Regions from separate parts of the Mus musculus genome. Here region 2 is linked to region 1. The links are chromatin loops, found by intact Hi-C in ENCODE. Cell type or tissue: left cerebral cortex. All regions are shown on one strand. Each heading gives the region's core, and the rest is flanking DNA. Links, peaks and the distances in the headings are about the cores only.

Region 1 (9,789 bases), core at 927-8,926:
TTAACACTATTTCATGAGTTTTCTTTGTAGCCTAGATGGTTTGGGTATCTCATAAAATGCAAATAAACCTTATTTTATTTTATTTTGCTTTGGAGAGAGGATCTTACTGTCCAGTATTGTATTATTGATTGGTCCTAAGAGAACTTTGATAATCTGTTCCAGGTAAAGGAGGAATCCCGTGTGTGCCTTGTCTATGAGGCAAAACTGTGGGGATGTGGCAGGGGCTCAACTGGGAACTGTCTGAATGGACCTGGTAAGTCCTCTTGTCCAGGATAGAAGCATCCTTTTGGAAGCTCTCTCTTCCGTCCTCAGTGCTGTTCTCTCTGGGCTCAGTAGGTCACTACTAGCTGGTTGGTAAGGAAACATAGGGCTTTGGAGTGTTCCCAATTGGCAGTTGGCACCTTGTTGGGTCACTTGGCACTCATGGCAGCTGTCTTGCTGGGAAGGAAGAGCTCTCACCCCACGCACATTTAACACAACATCAGAGCATGGCTGGTCCAGAGGTGGAGGCTGGCTCTGTGGGGTCACAGTGAGTCTGTTCATAGCTGGATACAGTCTATCTAGTGAATCCTTACTCTTGATCCTCCCTTGGGAGTAATTTTTAAATGTTCACTTGTCTGTCTTCCAGGAAAGTGCGTAGTCTTCTGCACTGGCACCCAGGAGGTAAGGAGTTGGGGACTTTTATGAGCCTCACCTCTATATCTTGTTTACACTGCAGCAGTTGGCTTCTTTGTTTATAAACTCATTCATACAATCAGACAAAGCAGTAAGCTTTAAGACCAGAAGCAAAGCCCTAATGCCTGATCTTTGCCTTAAGGGTGGCTCCATACACCAGGATTGGCTGTATTAGGCTGTGTTAGGCCAGAGATATCCTTTGGGTTCCACCATATGCCCTAGGGATATATCCATGACCAGTTCTATATATTTAGGCCCCATATCCAACTCTCTTTGGTGTGTCTTCTCTAGCCAACGATCTACTAAAACTTGAAGGGTAGCACTCTGGGGGGGGGGCAGAAGCCCCTCCCACTTCCTCTATATTGTTTGAAGCAGAACTGTGTAAGCAGCTCATTCATTTAAAAACAAACAAACCGTATAATGTGTATAAGCCCATTTTGGAAATTCTTCACACCAAAAGGCTCCGTTCAACCACCCTGGGTATACAATTAAATACCAAGTTCTATGCAACGTTCAAATTTATTCTTTTGAAGGCCCAGAAATGCTTTCAAACAAGACACCAACAAAGACAAAAGGGGAAAGAAAGTTTTATAATAAGCCAGGGAAAACATAAAAGGAAAGTATAAAAGAAAAAAAATAGGCAAACAGTATGTTGAAAAGACAGGAACTCTTTCCAAAAACAAAAACAAAAACAAAACAAAAAACAAAAAACAAAACAAAAACCAAACCAAAACAAACAAACAAAAAAACCACTAAACTGACTCAACTGTTTGAGGAAAAGAAAAGCAGCTCAAGAATTACCCAGACAAAAGGTCAATTTAGAAAGGAAACATTAAAAACAAAGTCCAGCCACTGACCAGCCAGCACCACCAAAACCCAGCAGGGTATAAAGTTGTTCACTTGAGTAGAGACCAAGCCAACTTCAAAGCTGTGTCTGTCTGTGACCCCGGTGTGCCAAGCCCTTGGAAGTGTGATTATGACATTGGGGGGCACTATTGCAGGGCTTAGTTGCTTCTTTGATTTACTTGAAGTACATGAACATAGCTGAAGAGTGAGAGAGACAGAGACATTGACAGACAGATACAGAGAAACAGACAGACAGAGAGATGTCAGAGACAGATAGGGAGATAGAGAGACAATGTCAGAGACATTGACATACACAGAGAGAAATAGACAGAGAAAGATAGGCCTACACCCACAGAGAGAGAGAGAGAGAGAGAGGAGAGAGAGAGAGAGAGAGAGGAGAGAGAGAGAGAGAGGAGAGAGAGAGGAGAGAGAGAGAGAGAGAGAGAGAGAGAGAGAGAGAGAGAGAGAGAGGAGAGAGAGAGAGAGGAGAGAGAGAGAGGAAAGAGAGAGAAGGGTTGGTCTAATCTCACAGAGTTCCTGAACTCCCAGGAGAGCAAAGAGCCACGATTTCTTGGCTCCATTCAGAACCAGAGCTACTGCTTCCAAGAGGTTCCAGTGCCTTCGAAGCAACCCCAGTGTGGCAGGGACTGTTGAGACCTTTGTGGACCAGCTAGTCCAATCGGCTTCAATCATATAGACTGTTTCAAGTGTGAAGAGACACAGTCACCATATTGGCTAGGGGTGGGGCAAGACAGAGGGATGTAAACATGGAGCCCAAGGGAAAGACCCTGAGGTCAGTCATTTGCAGGGGACAAGTTATAGAGGCTGTAATAAAGCCCCTTAGATAGATGGGCAGACATTTTGCAATGGCTGCCAAGGACTGTCCTAGGCCTTGGTACAGTTATGTTCATGTCCTGTAGTCTTCAGACCAGTTCTGGTTACTGTGTGGAGGGAGTGTTGACTCTTGGAGGTTTCATTGGTGTGGTACCTCACCTAGGTATACGGCAAGATGAGATTTAAACTTGGACTTGGCCCAGGCAAAACCTCAGCTCAGAGCCCTGAGGGCTCACTAACCTACACAGCTGGTTTACGAGTGCCCTTGCTGCTGGACTCTTCTTCCAGGTCCTCTGATGCCGTGGGTCTGGAGTTGGGGGTAGAGATAAAGGCATTTTCTAGAATGTCCCCATGGCGTTCAGAAGCCACCCAGGGTTTATAGAACTACAGCCTACTCCGCAGATTACAAACAAACAGTAAATACTCAAGAGATTGATTAAGCATCCAAACTAACTGACAAAAACAGACAGAATACAGAAGTCTGAGAGGCCAGATCTTGATACACCATGCAAATGGGTCCACCCTCCGCGTCTCACCTCCTAGCCAGCTATGGTTGGCAGAAGCCCCTGCCATGATGGTTATTTGTCACCTGTTTAAAACCCTCGTGTGTGTGTGTATGTGTGTGTGTGTGTGTGTGTGTGTGTGTGTGTGTGTGTGTGTGTATGTGTGTGTGTGTGTGTGTGTGTATGTGTGTATGTGTGTGTGCTGAGCATATTCAGGCAGTAACATAGATTTTCAGGAGTCAATAAAAATGTCTGATTTTCACCAATTATATATTTCACCAATTATATATATATTTCACAATATATTTTGTGCAAAAATATATTTGTGACACATCCGCCGTAAGGTGGCAGCTGCCAGGTTTTCTGTGAGGGATACCTGCTTCTCCCTGGACGGTCCCATATGCCACTAGCAAAGCCGGTCTTTGAGATCTGAAGCTATAGCCGTCAGCACTGTTTTTTATCTCTTACAACTCACCTTCTGATCTGTAATTGCTCTGAAAATATGTTGTCTTCATTATCCAGCTGAAGACCCAGAGGTGCTATTACTTAGTACTTAGCACGGAGGTCGGAAATGGATTGCTTCCCCAACAAGATCCATAACCATAGATTCTCCCAGCCCATGAGAGATGGTGCTGAGCCTCGGAGAACTTCCTGTCCAGAGGTCCTAATACAGCTGCTGCTGTCAGGAGGCACTAAGGCTCGGAGGTGGTGGGAGTTTCTCTCACTGGCTTGAAGAGGCCAGGACACAGCTTTCCTCTATGGTCTCTGCTATAGTTCCTGCCTCCAGGTTCCTGCTTTGAGCTCTTTCCATTCTTGGCTTCCCATGATGATATACTGTTACTTGAGAGATGAAACAGACCCTTTCTTCCTTAATCCTCCCCAAATGGCTTCTAGTCAGTATTTAATTAATTAATTAACTAATTAAGAGACAGGATTTATCTATGTAATAGCTCTGTCTGTCTTGGAACTCACTCTGTAGACCAGGCTGGACTCGAGCTCACAGATGACCACCTGCCTCTGCCTCCTGAGTGCTAGGATTAAAGGTGTGTACCATCACCACCAGGCTATTTATTTATTTATTTATTCATTCATTTATTCATGGCAACAGACAACAATCTAGGACACAGCTATCACATCTTTTATTATGCAAAGCTGTGCTCAGAGGCAAGCCATGGTCTGTGCTGTGGTGGAAGGCAGACTGTGTGTTGACATTGGGATGGGAAATGTTGAAGCTGGGCCCTTGTCACTTTAATAAGAAGTATCTCTTTGGAAAGCTCTGGCATTAAAGGCTTAGTCCCCAGTTGGTGGTGCTGTTGAGAGGTGACTGGGTCCTGAGGGTCCTTAAGTCATTAGTGGGCTAATTTATTGGGGAATTTGCAGATGAATGGGCGCACCAGGAAGGGCCTGGTTCCAGAAAAATGAACTGCAGTTCTCTTAAGGAAAGATACACTTATAAAGTATAAAATTGCAAGAGTGTCTTTAGGTTTCATAGGTTGCCTGTGGACATCCTGGGGCTTGGTCAGGGGTAGACGTTGAAGGATTTTTATTAAACTTTAAAAGAAAAGTGGTGTTGAAACTCGTGATATTTGTAGCCCTGAATAGTTTAGTTGTGATTTATAAACAGTATTCAGAAATACACATTTTTCTCTCATAAAACGAAGTCCGGACAGGTAGCCAAGTGATGGGGATTAAAGTGTTGAGATGTTTTCCATGGCAGCTTCTGAGTAGGAGGTGCCTAAATATTTCCTTTTTTAAAAAAAAATCTAAAAATCAAAATAAATTAATAAAGTAAGAAATGCTCTAGTTAAAGGCACCGTGTGAAACAGAGAAGTGGAACTTCACAACCTTCCCGACCCACAGTCTTTGAACAGTGAGCTCTCTGCCTCATCGAAGCTATGGGCAGGACTTCTGCAAGCCTCTCTCCTTCTCACCCCGATGTGTTCACGCGTGTGCGTGTGGGCATGAGCATTTCGAAGACTGAAACTTTAAAGTGTAAGTTGATACCCGCCATTTGTCATTCGTTGTCACTTCTAAATAACAGTATCCTGTGTGTCCATTGCATTTTTATGCGCTTGGAAACTTAATTTAAAAGCTGAGTGTGGCGTGGGTATTGCATGAAAAGAGTCAGGGAATTGAAGTTCTGGGTGGCTTGGGGACAGAATAAGAAATGAAGCAAGAGACAGGATGATGGGCACAGCTCTCCCGGCAGTCGGGCAGTCTGTCCGCTGGCTCCCAGTTGCCTGGATACCTTTGTATGGTGACTTAATTCGGCCTAGAGGCTGTGAGTTCTCTTTTCTTCTTGTGTCTGTGGTGATGTGCGTTGTTGCTGGGGATAGTCAGGGGCAGGAGGAGTGAGGAGACAGAAGAAAAGTTGACCACACAAACACAATGCCGGGGATGCTGGAGTTAGTCCCACTGAGGGCGGGCGGGGGAGCGAGGAGCGGGAAGTTCCTGCACAAAGCCCTTCTTGTTCCCATAGAAACCAGTGCTCAGCGGTGAATGACTAGTTTGACTCTGCACAGCCCCCTTCCTCTTCTTTTTAAAGTCTCTGTTGGAGATTCATTGTCTTCTTGCTATTCTTGTTTTAACCCCCCCCCCCCCCCCAAAGGCTGGGGAAGAGAAAACACCACCTCTCCAACCTCAAGGCATCCTGTGAACAAACCCAAGGATTCTAGGCAGCCTGAAGTCTGGCTGGATCTCCCTGGATCAGACACCTGGTTTTTGTTTTGTTTTGTGTTTTGTTTTGGTTTGGTTTTTTGTTTTTGTTTTTTTTCAAGTCATGGATGGATGGACACTCTACACAGAGAGGTGCCCACAGAGATTGGCAGCCTAATTTGAATACCAATGCTGGCCTGGGCTGGCTTCCAGAGGCACCCACCAGGGCTGGCAGGGTGTTGGTGGCCAGACTCCACAGGGGCAGGGAAGTCTCTCCCACCCTCTGCTGGGGGCTGCCTCCCTCTCACTCCCATGCCCTCCTCTGCTGGGTTATTGGCAAGCTGGCTTTCTATTCTTCAAGGATTAATGTCTCAGTGCAAGGGGTAAAATTGGCAATTAGAAAGCAAAGTCTCGGGGCCTGGGATTTCTATCTCCTTATCATCTCCCAGTTAGATTTCATTAGAGTGCTGCCGGAGAGAGAGGTCTTAGGGCCTTTGTTGTGTGGTCAAAGAGTTTAAAGATACTAACAGGATGTTTTATATTTACCTGGAAAAGACAAGGAAGCTTTTGTGCTAGCAGAGTCTAGCTCACATGCATAATTGGGGGTGGGGAGGGGAACGGGGGTGTTCTGAGCTCAGTTCCTGCATGTCCCAAGCAGGATTACCCAGAAAAACCAAGACCCATCCTTGTCAGAACTGTTAGGTTATTGGGCAATTTTTAAAAATCAAAAGTAATTCTTATCCCCTACGAACTAACATGTTTTAAGTGTAAAGGATTGCAGATGTGCCTCTTTGTGGTGTGAAATACACTGTTTAAACAATTTCTTATCTTTTGAAAGTCTAATTAAATGCCCTAGCTGAACGGAGCTGCAATTTGTCTGGAAAAGCCCCTGAGATGTCTCCCTCCAGCTCCTAGCCATGGGGCTGCTGTGGTCAAGGAGGGACAGGGCCCTGCAGGGTGCCGTTCCGGAGGCCCCACACACTCCTTTTGATGTTCCAAGTGCCCACCTGCTGCTTGCATTTGTGACTTGGGTGGCATGAAGCCAGTGACATCAGACAGGCAGGGTATTGTCTCAGGCAGATAGACATTGTCACCCCGAGTGAATGTTTCTTCCGTGTTCATGGGCATGGTGCATCCTGCCAGGAAGATCAATAGGAGAACGGGAAACACAGATGAGGGAAAGCCATTCTTGTGGGACAAGATGTCTCATGTTGCTTGTCACGAGCTTGTCAGTTTTATTTCTTTGTTAAGTGTGAAAAATGTGGTCTCAGATTTCTGTGCTGTTATTCCATCATGGCTGGCAAGAGTCCCAGCCTTTGATGCTGAGCCAAGATCTTTTCTCTATATGATGTCTCTGGGGTTCATGTATGTATGTGGGGATTCCTGCCATTGTGTGTTAAACCTAGGGTGTTGTTATCTCCAAACTGAGCACTCCCAATTAGCATTTACCACAGCACTAATACATTAGCACAGACATGACTTAATCCCGAGCTAGCCATCAATGGTGATAGCTAGGGTTTGAAAACACACTGGGGGAAATGGGAACGCCTAGAAGGAACTGTTCATTATTGGAGGTAACCTTTTTTGGTGGTCATCACTGGCTTTACCTAGGGAAACTTACCTTTGCTCACACAATCAGTTAAAACCCATCAACTCTCAAATACAAGTCTTTAGACTGCTAGATGCACAGGGCGCTGTATCAACTCACATCAGAGCAGTAAGGACTCTGAAGAGTCCCCATCTCTCTGCTGAAGTCAAGCATAGCCTGCAGTCTTTTGAAGGGGCTGTGAGCAACATGGGGCTAGCTGAACTGTGAGAGTCTGAGTCAGATCCTTCTCTGCTGAAGACAAAGCAAAGAAGACAAGAGGAAGCAGCAGTTTGCTTCTGGGCAGCCATGGGATTGCTAAATTCTTGGAGGTTCCATTTTGATTCACCCCCCTCCCCCCTCCCCCATGAGCTGAGCTGTGAATGAGACTCTGACCCTCAGTCACCTCTAGGAGACAAATCCACCTTGCACAGGCTTAGCAGCAAAGGCCAGTCTTTAGAGATGAGGCCCATATGGACTGTTTTGTATATATATTATTTTCTTAAAGTTGTCATCGTGTTTGATACACAGGGATTGATAAGTCTGGAAAGTGAAGAAAACATCAAAGACCTTTAGAGAATTTTCCTCTCAGGGTTCTGGTAGGATGGCAAGAATGGGATCCACACTTATTTTCGCTTTCGTCTTTACTCTGACTTTAAGCCTTGAGTTTGGAGGCTGGCTTGTGTAGCTAGTGGGCAAGGCGGTTCTGAGGAAAACTAGGTCCTTTCATGGTGGATGCCTGTGAGATTGGAGCTGTGTCCCTGCAAAGCCCACACTGTGCTGGATGCTCCTCTTTATTCCTTGTTGAGATCTTGGGATTGTGCAAAGTCTTGGCTCAGAGTTACTCATTCCACAGCGAGACTTCTAGCTGCTGCTCAGCGACAGGAGCCTTCCCAGGGGGTTCGTTAATGAATATCATTTTACAGCAACAAAAGAGGCTATGAGAACTGAAGTTTCTAGAGTGAGAAAACAGAACTTTCCTTTTTCCCTTCCAAACCAAATCTTCTAAAGTCACCACTGTTTTTCCCAACAGACATACATTCATGAGGACCCTGATATACTGAATGTCCATCACTCTCCTGGGAGCTCTGGCAGTGCCCACCAGTCAGGATGTTAGTGTAGGTTCATGGGCTCAGCATCCCCATTCAGGGTTATTTCCAATCATGATCTCTCTCTCTCTCTCTCTCTCTCTCTCTCTCTCTCACACACACACACACACACACACACTCCTTTTGTACATTACATGTAAGACTTTCAATCTGTATCAAACTACACGAATTACTAACCAAGGGCAACCACCATGGTCTCAGAAAACAGGGCTTCATAAAAGTTAGCAGGCTGAGAAATAAGTCTGGGAGTCTGACTCTGCCCCTGCTCTCTCTCTTCATTGTTAACAGTCCCTCCTTCTGACTACAACAGTGCAGCAGAGCACCAAGACCCCGAGATGGCAAGCAAGTAGCATTTGGCCTCTCTCCTTGATATGTCTACATGGTTCACCTTCTATAAGTGTCGTGAATGAGTCAACACACAGGCTGGGACACAATAGATACTAATTTCTGTGAACTTGATAGTCCCAGCCTGGCTGGGATACTTTCTGTATTTTCAAACAGGCTGTTAAAGATGAGCAGACATAGTAGAACCCTCCGAATTGCCCCCTCCTACCCATGTGGGGCCAACTTATATTTTACGGTTCTGTGATTTTATTATTTTTTTTTAAATTAAACATTTCACTGTGACCAAAGATCTTTTTTCCTAATGTTGCAAGATTTTAAATATTTTGCAGGCTTTTAAAATATATTACAAACCCTCAAGCTGTCTCTGTGGCTCCTGGAGATGTCACAGAGGGAAGAAGACAAGAAGATGGAGTACAAAAATCTTGAAAGAAGACGTTTTTTGGAAAATAAAGAAGAAAGTTAAATGAGTGTAGGTGAATAGAGATCTCAAACCAAATGAGAGAATAAAGTCGCCAACAAAAGCCAATAGTAAGAGAAAGAAAGTCGAGGATGGGATGAACCAGACACTGAGAAAAAGAATATCAACCTAGTTTGGAGGCTCTTCCTTGAGTCCCATCCATGGGGGAGAGGGTATTTTGTCCCTGCGTGGATTGCTCAGTAGTATTAGGTCAGTGGAGCAGATCAGATACGGAGGCAAGAGCCCTAGGCCAGGCAGAGAGCTGAGGGCTTTAGGAGAGGTTGTCAGGTTGGACAGTTTGCAGAGCCAGACTTTGTATGTGACAGGAGGTACTGGTTCTACCACAGATGGGAAGGTCCCAGTCTCAAAGAGACTGTTCCGAAGGTGAATCACTTGCGGTGGGTCATTCACTGTGGCATGCTGTGTGCCTACTGAGAGGTGTGATCTGATTTATTTTATTGTCCATTTCTAGGGAAAACTTTTCTTAGTGATGGAGGTTTTCATGAACGTCTTTTTGTATTTGTATGTGTATGCTCATGAGTGTTTACAGTTGATTGCCTATGTGTTTGTGGAGGGCAGAAGAAACCTCTATCGTTCCTCAAGTGCTAGCTACCTTCATTTTGAGACAGGGTCTCTCATTTGCCAGCATCTTGTCAAATAGGCTGGCTGACTGTCATCCGAAGAACCCAGGAATCTACCTCTCTCTGCCTCCCTAATCTCTCTCTCTCTCTCTCTCTCTCTCTCTCTCTCTCTCTCTCTCTCTCTCTCTCTCTCTCTCTG
Region 2 (9,789 bases), core at 528-8,527, 130 kb after region 1:
GCTTCTTGCACTCTGGCTCCTGAAGATGTAAGCAATAAAGCTTTGCCGCAGAAGATTCTGGTTTGTTGCGTCTTTCCTGGCCGGTCGTGAGAACGCGTCTAATAACAGGGATCCATACCATATACAACCACTAAACCCAGACATTATTGTGGATGCCAACAAGAGCTTGCTGACAGGGGCCTGATATAGTTATCTCCTGAGAGGCTCTGCCAGTGCCTCACAAATACAGAAGTGGATGCTCACAGCCATTCATTGGATGGAGTACAGTCCCCAATGGAGGAGCTAGAGAAAGGACTCAAGGAGCTGAAGGGGTTTGCAGCCCCATAGAAGGAACATCAATATGAACTAACCAGTAACCCAAGAGCTCCCTGAAACTAAACCACCAACCAAGTAAAACACATGGTGGGACTTATGACTCCAGCTGCATATGTAGCAGATGATGGCCTAGTCAGTCATCAATGGGAGGAGAGGCCCTTGGTCCTGTGAAGGTTCTATGCCCCAGTATAGGGGAATGCCTGGGCCAGGAAGCAGGAGTGGGTGGGTTGGTGAGCAGGGGGAGGGGGAGGAGATAGGTGATTTTCGGAGGGGAAACAAGGAAAGGGGATAACATTTGAAATGTAAATAAAGAAAATATCTAATAATAAAAAACAAAACAAAAACAACAACAACAACAAAAAACAAAACTAAGGTACACATACATTCCTGGTGTAGTGCTATTCTTCTGTTCTGAAGCAAATCTCATTCTTATTTGGCAATTTTCAGATTGTGTTGTAAGTTGGCAGGAAGTAGTGCCCAGGCTGTGGTCCTGACTGCCAGGCCTATTGTTGAGAGGATCCAAGGGAAGTGTGAGCAGCCTCTGCTGAGCAAACACTGGTGTGACGGAGTTGACTAAGGATTCAGACTGTGATGAGAATGGGGCGAGCACACCAGGGGTCTTAATTGTCCAGCAAAGTGAGAGACCAAGGAAGGAAGGTTCTAGAGATTTCAGAAAAATCAGTGCCTGGGGAGTGGGGACTGATTCCCACCTGGCAGTTGGTTTGGATATTATTGATAATCCAGATGGGTTTGACTGGGGAAATTGGATCAGTGTGATAACAGCAAGAGAAAAATCGGTTGTCTAAGGTCTTTGAATGGAAAATATGACAGAATCTAATAACCAGGTACTAAGTAAGGATATGATTGATGAGCTAAAAATAACTTAGGGAATTTGCATATGGGAGAATGGTGGTGATGGGTTCCATCAACAGAGAAAGTCCAGAAATTGGTTTTATGGCAAGAAAAATGAGGGGAGGGTTGCGGTTTATTGCTTCATAGTTACAAAAAGTATGAGTGGCTCTGGGGCAGGCTTGTTCTGGACTATACATCCTTCTGATCTCTGGGCTCAGCTCTTCTAGGTCCCACCCCCTTACCCAGCTACAGGCACAGATGGCTCAGCAAACACCATGCACACATCCACTGTGCTGAGTAGTAACAGCAGCGGCAGCGGCAGCGGCAGCGGCAGCAGCAGCAGCAGCAGCAGCAGCAGCAGCAGCAGCAGCAAAGGGGATCTTTATCAAAGAATCCTGCCTCAGGCTTGTAACTTGCCCTGACTAGACCAGTGTAGACCACATGGCAAGAATGTACCCAGAGGGCTTTAGCTGTCATTGGCCACATTCAGATCATGTGGATATATTTAGATGTTGAAAATCTCTAGCCAAAGCTCAGGGGCTGAAGTTAAGTGGATGCTGGTGCTCAGTAGGAAATTGGCAGAGCCAGAAGGAAAGGAACCAGGTGAAAGACCCAGCTGAAAATGACTCTGAGGAGTTAATTCGGGAAGAGCAGGGTCACAGCCTGTGGTGATTCCACAGAAGAGTAGAGGGGGAGGGAGATGTCATCTGGCATAGTATCCATTGAAGAAAGTGGCTGATGTAGAGGACACTGGAGAGACATACAGAGGACACTACCTGCCAGCAGGAGGTTCTTCAGCCCAAAGTATGACAAGGCAGGGGCAGGGAAAGCAGAATTGTCTATGTAGTGTGTATTAAGTGAACTACAGCATGCTATATGTGGGTTTCTGGAGGGGCCTAAAGACCTTCCACAAGGGCCTCTGCTCCATGACTCTCGATCTTTGTGCTAGTTCCACTGCTATGATAAAACCTTGATAACGTGTGATCAAAAGAATGACGTTCTAACCTCGGGTGCATGTTTTAACAGATGTACACTTAATTACCGGGGGTTTGGGAAGAGAGGCTCACCTGTAAAGTGCTTGCCTTGCAAGCGTAAAGACATAGTTGGATCCCAAGAATCCTTGCAAAAATCCAGGCATAGCAGTACATGTTTATAATTCTAGTGCTAGAAAGGAGGACTGACAGATCTTTGGGGCTTACAGGCTAGGCTAACTAGCCTAGACTAGTTGATGGCATCTAAACTAATGAGAGGGATGTTATCTAGAAAGAAAAGCTATGCAACACCTGGACACATGAGAAATGGGAGAGAGGGGTTGTCCTCTGAGTTCTATCAGCATACACACACACACACACACACACACACACTAGATAGAGAGGAACAGGAGAGGGAAGGATGGGGACTAAGGGGAGAGGAGGAAGATATGCAACTGAATACACAGGTATAGGTGAAGTAGCAATATACACAACCATGGGGCCCTGAATTCAACCCTAGCAGCCATGTAAAAAACTGGCTGTGTGAAGGATGATTCTAATCTTAGCAATGGAGAGGTAGAAAATGGCCTATCCCTGGGGCTTACTGACCATCCTCTGTAACTGGACTAAGTCCCACTGAGCTATCTTGTCTTGAAGAACAACGTAGGTAGCTCTTGAAAATACTGTAGGTCTGCCTCTGGCTTCCACACGAACATGCATACACACGCACCTAAACATGCATCAACATGTATGAATACACACGTTGAATACACATATGCCAAGAGATGGGGAGGAAGAAAGTAAAATTATTTCAACATCTAGAAGGGAGGGAAAGGATTGAGCCCCATCAGAGGGCATTGCATGAAGATTGCAGCTGATGTACAAGTTCAATAGGAGAGGCATTAGATTACACAGTATTCTAAGATGGACACTTCCCATCTCCACATCTCCCTGCTTCAGACCTGCCTACAAGCTGGTGCCCCCTCAGAACACCAGCTGCCTCCTTTTTTTCTTTCCAATAATTTCCAGTTAGTGGCACCTCCAGACAGACTGTTGACTTCTGGAACATTTTATTCTGTGCATTTAGTATTTGAACCTTTCAAGGACACAGAGTCTCATATGTCTGGGCCACCCTTTGGAGACAGGATGCTTTCTCCACAGCTGATTAGCTATTTGGGAAGGAAGGAAGGAAAGGGTCACTGCCTGTGGCCAAAGATTCAGGAGGTAGATCAGGTGGCAGATGACATCAAGAAGGTGCCTGCAAAGCAGACTGGAACATGTGGTTCAGGGAATGCAGAGTGGACAGTCTGACTTTTCACCTAACAGCTCTGGCTTGGAAGGAATCAATAGTGATTCAAGTTGCTTTACCCAACTCTTGAGGAATGTAGGGGAGGCGTACTAGAAATGACATGTTTCTGATCTTTTGGAAGGTTTAAAGTAAGACTGTGTCCCCTGAGGGAGAAAATCCTGGGATTTCTGATGTCACCGTCTTTGTAGCGTTAGTGGCAATGGATGAGGAGACACAGCAGACACCTTTGGAACTGGTTTCTGCAGCCAGGTTACAGTAGAGCTGGCATTCTGGACATCCGAGCACACATGGTAGTATTCTCTCTTCGCAGAGATGAAAGCCCCTTTAAAGCTCTCCTCTCTCCTTCCCTTCTGAGGATAGGGCGGAGTTCTGATGGAGCTGCCTCTAAATGTTGGGATTGGATGCAGTTTTGCAAGTAGGACCCTAGTTCCTGTGGCAACTTCTTTACTCTTCTGTTGTCCGTTGGCTCATCCATCTCTTGTGCTGCCTCAAGCAGAGGTCTGGACTGTTTTGAAGCTTTGAAAGTGAAAGAGTACACTTTGCTCCTCAAAGGCTTCTGCTGTGTCTCACTTGCGGGTCCCGTCATTTTTTTTTTTTTTTTTTTTTTTTTTTTTTTTTATCCCTCATTTGCTTCAGTCTTTTCTCATCCAGCATGGACACCGAGCAGGGCCAAACTGGCTCTGTTCCCTTCTCATTCTTGCCCTTGCTTTCAAGCCTCTTTTACTTTTTATGCCAAAAAGAAAGAAAAGAGAAAAGAAGACCGTGTAGGAGGCTGGCATTGCCATGGCAACAACACTGATGGGGGCCTTTGGATTTGAGCTGCACTTGCAGGGAAGTACTGGCCTCAAAGAAGCTAAAAGGAAGAGGAAGCGGGGAGGGCAGGAGGGAGGGAAGAAGGGAGGGAGGGAGAAAGAGATGGAGGGAGGGAGGGAGAGAGGTAGGGAGGGAGGGAGGGAGGGAGAGAGAGAGAGAGAGAGAGAGAGAGAGAGAGAGAGAGAGAGAGAGAGAGGAAAAGAAAAGGAGAGAAAGTCAGACAACAACGGAGGAAGTGGGTAGCAAGTAAGGGTGGCCTAGCAAAACCCTAGATGCATTTGCGGTGACATCACTGCCTTTCCCACAGAGACCATTGACACCGGACGAAGCGTCCATTCAAGTCCCCAAAGCCACTCTCCAGGTCTGGTGGGGGAGCCCCCACTCTCACCCTGAATGCTTTTTTTGTTGGGGAACAGTGGAGCGTTTCTGAAAACTTGCATAAATGACTGAGGAATTCCCTGCCCTTGCCAGGAAGTCCAAGCCACTTGTGAGCTAACAATACGGAACTTTATCTCCTGTCCTATGCTGGAAGTTCCAGCTGTAGGCTCCGAATTCTAATAAGGGCTTTACTCATGCCGCTGAGGTTAGGGTAATATTTTATCCATCTCCTCTTTTCACTGAGACGCAGTCATTGCTGCTGTTGAGAGCCAGAGGCAAGTCCTGAGGACTGAGGTGGATTGGGGTACTAGTGGGGAGGGTGGATCATGGAGCAACTAAGAGGAAGGAAGTCAGAAAATGGTTTTTCTATTATTAGCTTGATGGGCCCACTTGCTGCTTGTGGGACTCTACACTGACAGGGTGAAGAGAAAAAGTTCACAGTGACTAAGGACCCCTGAACTAGAAATATTACTTTAGGACAGGGTCCACTTTTGGAAGAGTGCTCAGTTGTCTCCACATTCGCAAAAAGCGCAGAGGCAAAGACAGATGGCATGCCCAGCATTAGAATGCCTGCGCCTGCTCTGTTAGCTTCCGTCTCTGTGTCTGTAGGAAAATGCCTGTTTATTGTTTAGTGCTTTCCTGTTCCAGATTTGCCAATTCAGCTTTGAAAAGAAGGCTGGCTTTGGGCTAAGTAGGTGTTAAATCCCTGCCATGTAAGTTCTTAGAATATCCCCTGAAAGAGCCAGTAGGTTGGGTCAAGTATGTCCCCAGGGAAGCCCGGAAAGATGTTTTCTAGTAGCTGGATAAAGTGGTGACATTTTAAAGAATGCACAACATGGCAGGTGTTTATTGTCACAAACCCTGTTTCAGTTAATTTTCAAGGGACTCCCCAGGGATGTCTATTCCCAGCCCCTTTGAATATGGCTGCGTCCTGGTGCTCACACTTCTGCCTTTGTTAAAGTCTGACCTCAGGTCTTCCAGGAGCTTAGATCCTGCTGCACAGAACATGAAAGATGGACCCGTCAAGGAGAAGAGAGGAATCTTCTGGGGAGTATGGGGGAGCAGAGCATGTGACCCCTGTGCAGCTGCTTCCTCTTAGAGTTTTCACCCATGAATCACACATTCAACTTCCCGGAAGACGCAGGACGGCCCGACCTACAGAGCAGTATGTAAGAAGAGAAGTAACCAGATTCTACCTGCACTCTTGCCAACCCTAGAAGTTGCTAGGTTCAGGGCTAGGGTCTGCTGGGAAGGCTCAGGAAGACAGGATGGCATGGACAAGGCCATCTCCCCAGAAGCCCTTCTTTCCTGCTGTTTGGAACACTGGCCTCAGGGAAGGGATTGAGACTTGAACACCATTGGGGGCTGTGGCCTCTGAGATGCTACTTTCTCATGTTGTGGATAGTATGAATAAGGGGATCTGGTGCCCACCAGGGGCATGCCAGAGAGGAAAGAAAGAAACAGGAGCAATGGAGATGAGAGTAGGGTGTGTACCAATATGTCTCTCCCACCTTGAGAACCACTAAGAAAACCACCCAGAGGACAACAGATGGATAGAAAACTACATTTTAAGCAGGAACCTTGCCCCGTTGAGGAAGGAGAATAGAAAACACAAATTGTGCTCTGCGAGCCCATCTGGAGAAAACAGAATACTGGAATTAGCACATAGAAACTGATAAAGTGAAAAGAAGCTACGAGGGTTGGAGAAATGGCTCAGAGGTTATGAAAATGTGCTACACTTCAGAGAACCCAAGTTCAAGTCCCAGCCCCTACATCAGGCAACTCTTAATCTCCTGGAACTCTGGCTTCAAGGAAATCAAACATCTCTGCCCTCTGTAGGCACCTAAAACCCCTGTGCACACAACCAGAGACACACGCTTACACATTAGTAAATATAGTTCAAAAGAAAACAAAACAACCTGAGAAACAGAAATGAGCTGTGATTAACAATGAGAACTTAATTGAAGAGATTCAAGGAAGCATCTAAAGACGTGAAAAGACATGGAAAGGAAGCAATTGGGACAAAAAGCTAGAAGTTGAAAGAGGAAGCGGTGATTGTGTACACAGTGTGATTCCAGAAAGGGTGGGGTCCAGTGTGGCAAGAGAGGCAAGAGTTTGTGGTTAGCCTGAGCTACACAGCAAGAGACAGAAGCCTAATCTTCCTCAAACAATAGAAGGAAACAAAATATCAAAGTAGAAACAGAAACAGAACAACCAAGAATGGTCAATGACAGGAAGGGTAGGAAGAGGTGACAGAATGACAGAATGGTAGAGACAGTGCTAGATTATGTTAGTAAGGAGAAAGTGTTCTTAAAATGTGAATAGAAAAAAGTGTTAGTTAATTTAAACATAGAAAACATGGATAAGATTTTACAAAACAAAAGAATAAAGAGCGCCTGAGACCAGGGAGAGCCAAGAAAATCCTAGGTGAGCATCCGCACACATTGATTCAGATAGCTTCAATGAGCATCTGTGCACGTCTATGCCGGAAACTTAGATGAGCACGCGAGCACATGGATGCAGGTAGCGTCAATGAGCATCCATGCACCTTGATGTGGGTAACTTTGGAAAGCCTGAGGATCATTTCCCAGTCCAGTGAAGTTTACTAGAATGACCCCTAATAGATATAACATATTTAGACAGGTTCTGCAGGAGAAATAGAAATGTGTGCCAGGTGCCACTCCTTAGAGAATACAGAGTCCGAGGGGATGTTGTGCACATGGAAGTGCTGTTCCAGGAAACAGATGCAAGGGCATGTCCAGATCAGTTTTAGGAGGCCTGAGTCATGTCCACAGACAATGGGGGACCCTCAAGAGATGGTGGATCAAGCCCATTTGTCAGCACTGATGGGAAAATCCAAAGTCACTCACTGTGAAAATTTGATTCATATTAGAAAAGAATATTTATTCATTTATTCATTCATTTATTGATTGATTTTTGAGATAGGTTCTCTATGTGTAGACCATACTGGCCTTCAACTTGACCCAGTCCCCCTATCCTCTGCCTCTTGAGTGCTGGGATTATAGGTGTATTCATTCCACCATGGCTGATCAGGAATATTGATATATCATAGTTAGATCTAAGGAAAAGAATCATATAACTATCCCTAAAACTATGGAAAATAGTCACAAAGTCTCTTCCGTTCTTTATAAAATATCTTGCAAAAATAGGGCTGGGAATCTAAATCTCTAATATATTAGAATATATATTATTTATATAAATACCTTGTATATCTTTGTATGAAGGGAAGCAGAGTTGTGAACACGGACAGTCCAAACACACAGCAGGTCAAGGACAGTGATTTTCATGCCAGACTGAGAGGCATCACATGATCCCAACAAACAGGAATGGGGAGGAAGACAGAAGGATAAGAAACCTCTTGGGCTTAGCTAATGCACGTCCTAATTTTAATTCCAGAATCAGTCCTAATTGGGATGCACTAAAGCCATTCCTTTGAAATGATCCCCACTGACTTACTACATTTAACATTGTTCTAGAAGTATTGGCCAATGCTACTGGATCAGAGTAAAGAATTAATGGCAACATGGCTAGAGAACAATATAATTATCTCAGCTGACAAAATAAAATACCAAGAACTCCCTGCAAAGAACTAATCGTAAAACTCATCTAATTGAAAAAGAGTAATCAATTGCTAGAATATAGAATTAACATATAAAAATCAATAGCCTTTATATTCACAAATGGCCTATCAGCACGCATAAAAAATGAGAACAGCCCCAATAGCTGTGGCATTATAAGGTAAAATATATAAGAGTAAACTAAAAAATAATGGCTTAAAATCAATTACAACCCATTGCTACACCCAGAAAGACTTAGCGGGATACAAGTGTTGTACTGTCATCTTCATGACAGCTTCCTCCAGGATCATCTCTGAGTTTAGTGCAACATGTGTGCACACAGATATACACAAACACACAAACACACATATACACAGATATATACACACACACAAATGCACACATATACACACGTACACGCAGACATATATACACACACACACAAATACAAATACAAACACACATATACACAGATATACACACACACACAAATGTACACATATACACACGTACATGCAGACATACACACACACCACATACACATACACACAAATGTGCATAAGATACACTCATTTTTCACAAAGCCAGGTAGCTGGATGCTGAAGTTTACTGGGAAAGGAAGATAAAAGATCCAATAAAATATAAATCTTCTGTAAGAACCCCAAGTGCATTTAAGGACCGGAGGAATAAAAAAATTAAAGGTTTAGGAAGAACTCCAAGTACACATTGAAAGTTTAGACTGGATTGGTGAGATGGTTTAGAGGGTAAAGGTGTCTCCTGCCATGTGATTCTGCCACATGGTGTAAGCCCAAGGGCCACCTTTGATGCTTATACTCAAAACCCACATACAGCTTTGATCAATGCAAGCCTCATGTCCTGAGCCCAATCCCCAGAACCTACATGGTAGAGAGTTCCAACTCCACAAAGCTGTCCTCTGATGCCCTCATGTGTGCTATTGCAAGCCCACTTGTATAATATCTAGATACACAGTACTAGTAAATAAAAAATTAAAAAATCAGTATAATACAAAAGTGATATGAAAACACACACACTACCTCTTTGGAACACAACACTTTTACAATAAGTGATATTCAAATAACTTGTCAGCCTTCTTGGGAAAAAAAAACCAGTATCAGGTATATTTCTATCCTGAAAAAAAATCTGAAAAGAATCCAAAGTCCAGATTAATGTTTAAAAAAGTGATATTGTCATACTTTGAAAACTGACTCTGTACATCTGTGTGTTGTGTAAAGTCAAAAGGCAAACGATACCCCAAGAAAGTGTAGATGACCAATTACACACCTAATATACAAAGAACTTCTGTATAATAGAGGAACAAAATCAAATATTTATACCATTAGATGCACATCACTCATTCGTGATGGAAAAATCACAAAAGACATGTCAAAAATCATCCTGTTTGAAGACTATGTCTTGACTTCACTCACGAGAGATTTAGATCTAAATGGCAGAAAAAGCCACTTTTTACCCATCCATTCGGATACAACATGGACACTTGGTGTGTCACTTCACTGGTAACGCCTAGCAATTTAAAATGTTCTTATGTCAGGGA

Evidence for each region. A loop is a pair of places that touch in the nucleus more often than their neighbours do. Peaks named below come from ENCODE experiments on the same cell type or tissue, not always from the same donor. Only the 100,000 strongest peaks of a DNase experiment are listed, where the experiment ranks them.
Region 2: it touches region 1 in a loop (2.7-fold over the local background); 10 of 42 quality-filtered maps call a loop at or near these places.

What each region holds. Positions count from the first base shown.
Region 1 is chr17:9,901,668-9,911,456 of GRCm38, reverse strand. It overlaps Gm34799 (a long non-coding RNA gene), which reads left to right and starts at 4,643. Exons shown (of 2, transcript XR_003952248.1): 1 at 4,643-4,850. In left cerebral cortex, for the core only: CTCF peaks have their summits at 4,146 and 5,721; DNase peaks (open chromatin) are centred at 5,757, 6,599, 6,733, 7,891 and 1 more place; H3K4me3 peaks cover 914 bases; H3K27ac peaks cover 3,645 bases.
Region 2 is chr17:9,770,897-9,780,685 of GRCm38, reverse strand. It overlaps 4930452A19Rik (RIKEN cDNA 4930452A19 gene), which reads left to right and starts at 4,820. Exons shown (of 4, transcript NR_045433.1): 1 at 4,820-4,843; 2 at 5,600-5,807. In left cerebral cortex, for the core only: no CTCF peak of the experiment used is centred there; DNase peaks (open chromatin) are centred at 4,205 and 4,661; H3K27ac peaks cover 2,288 bases.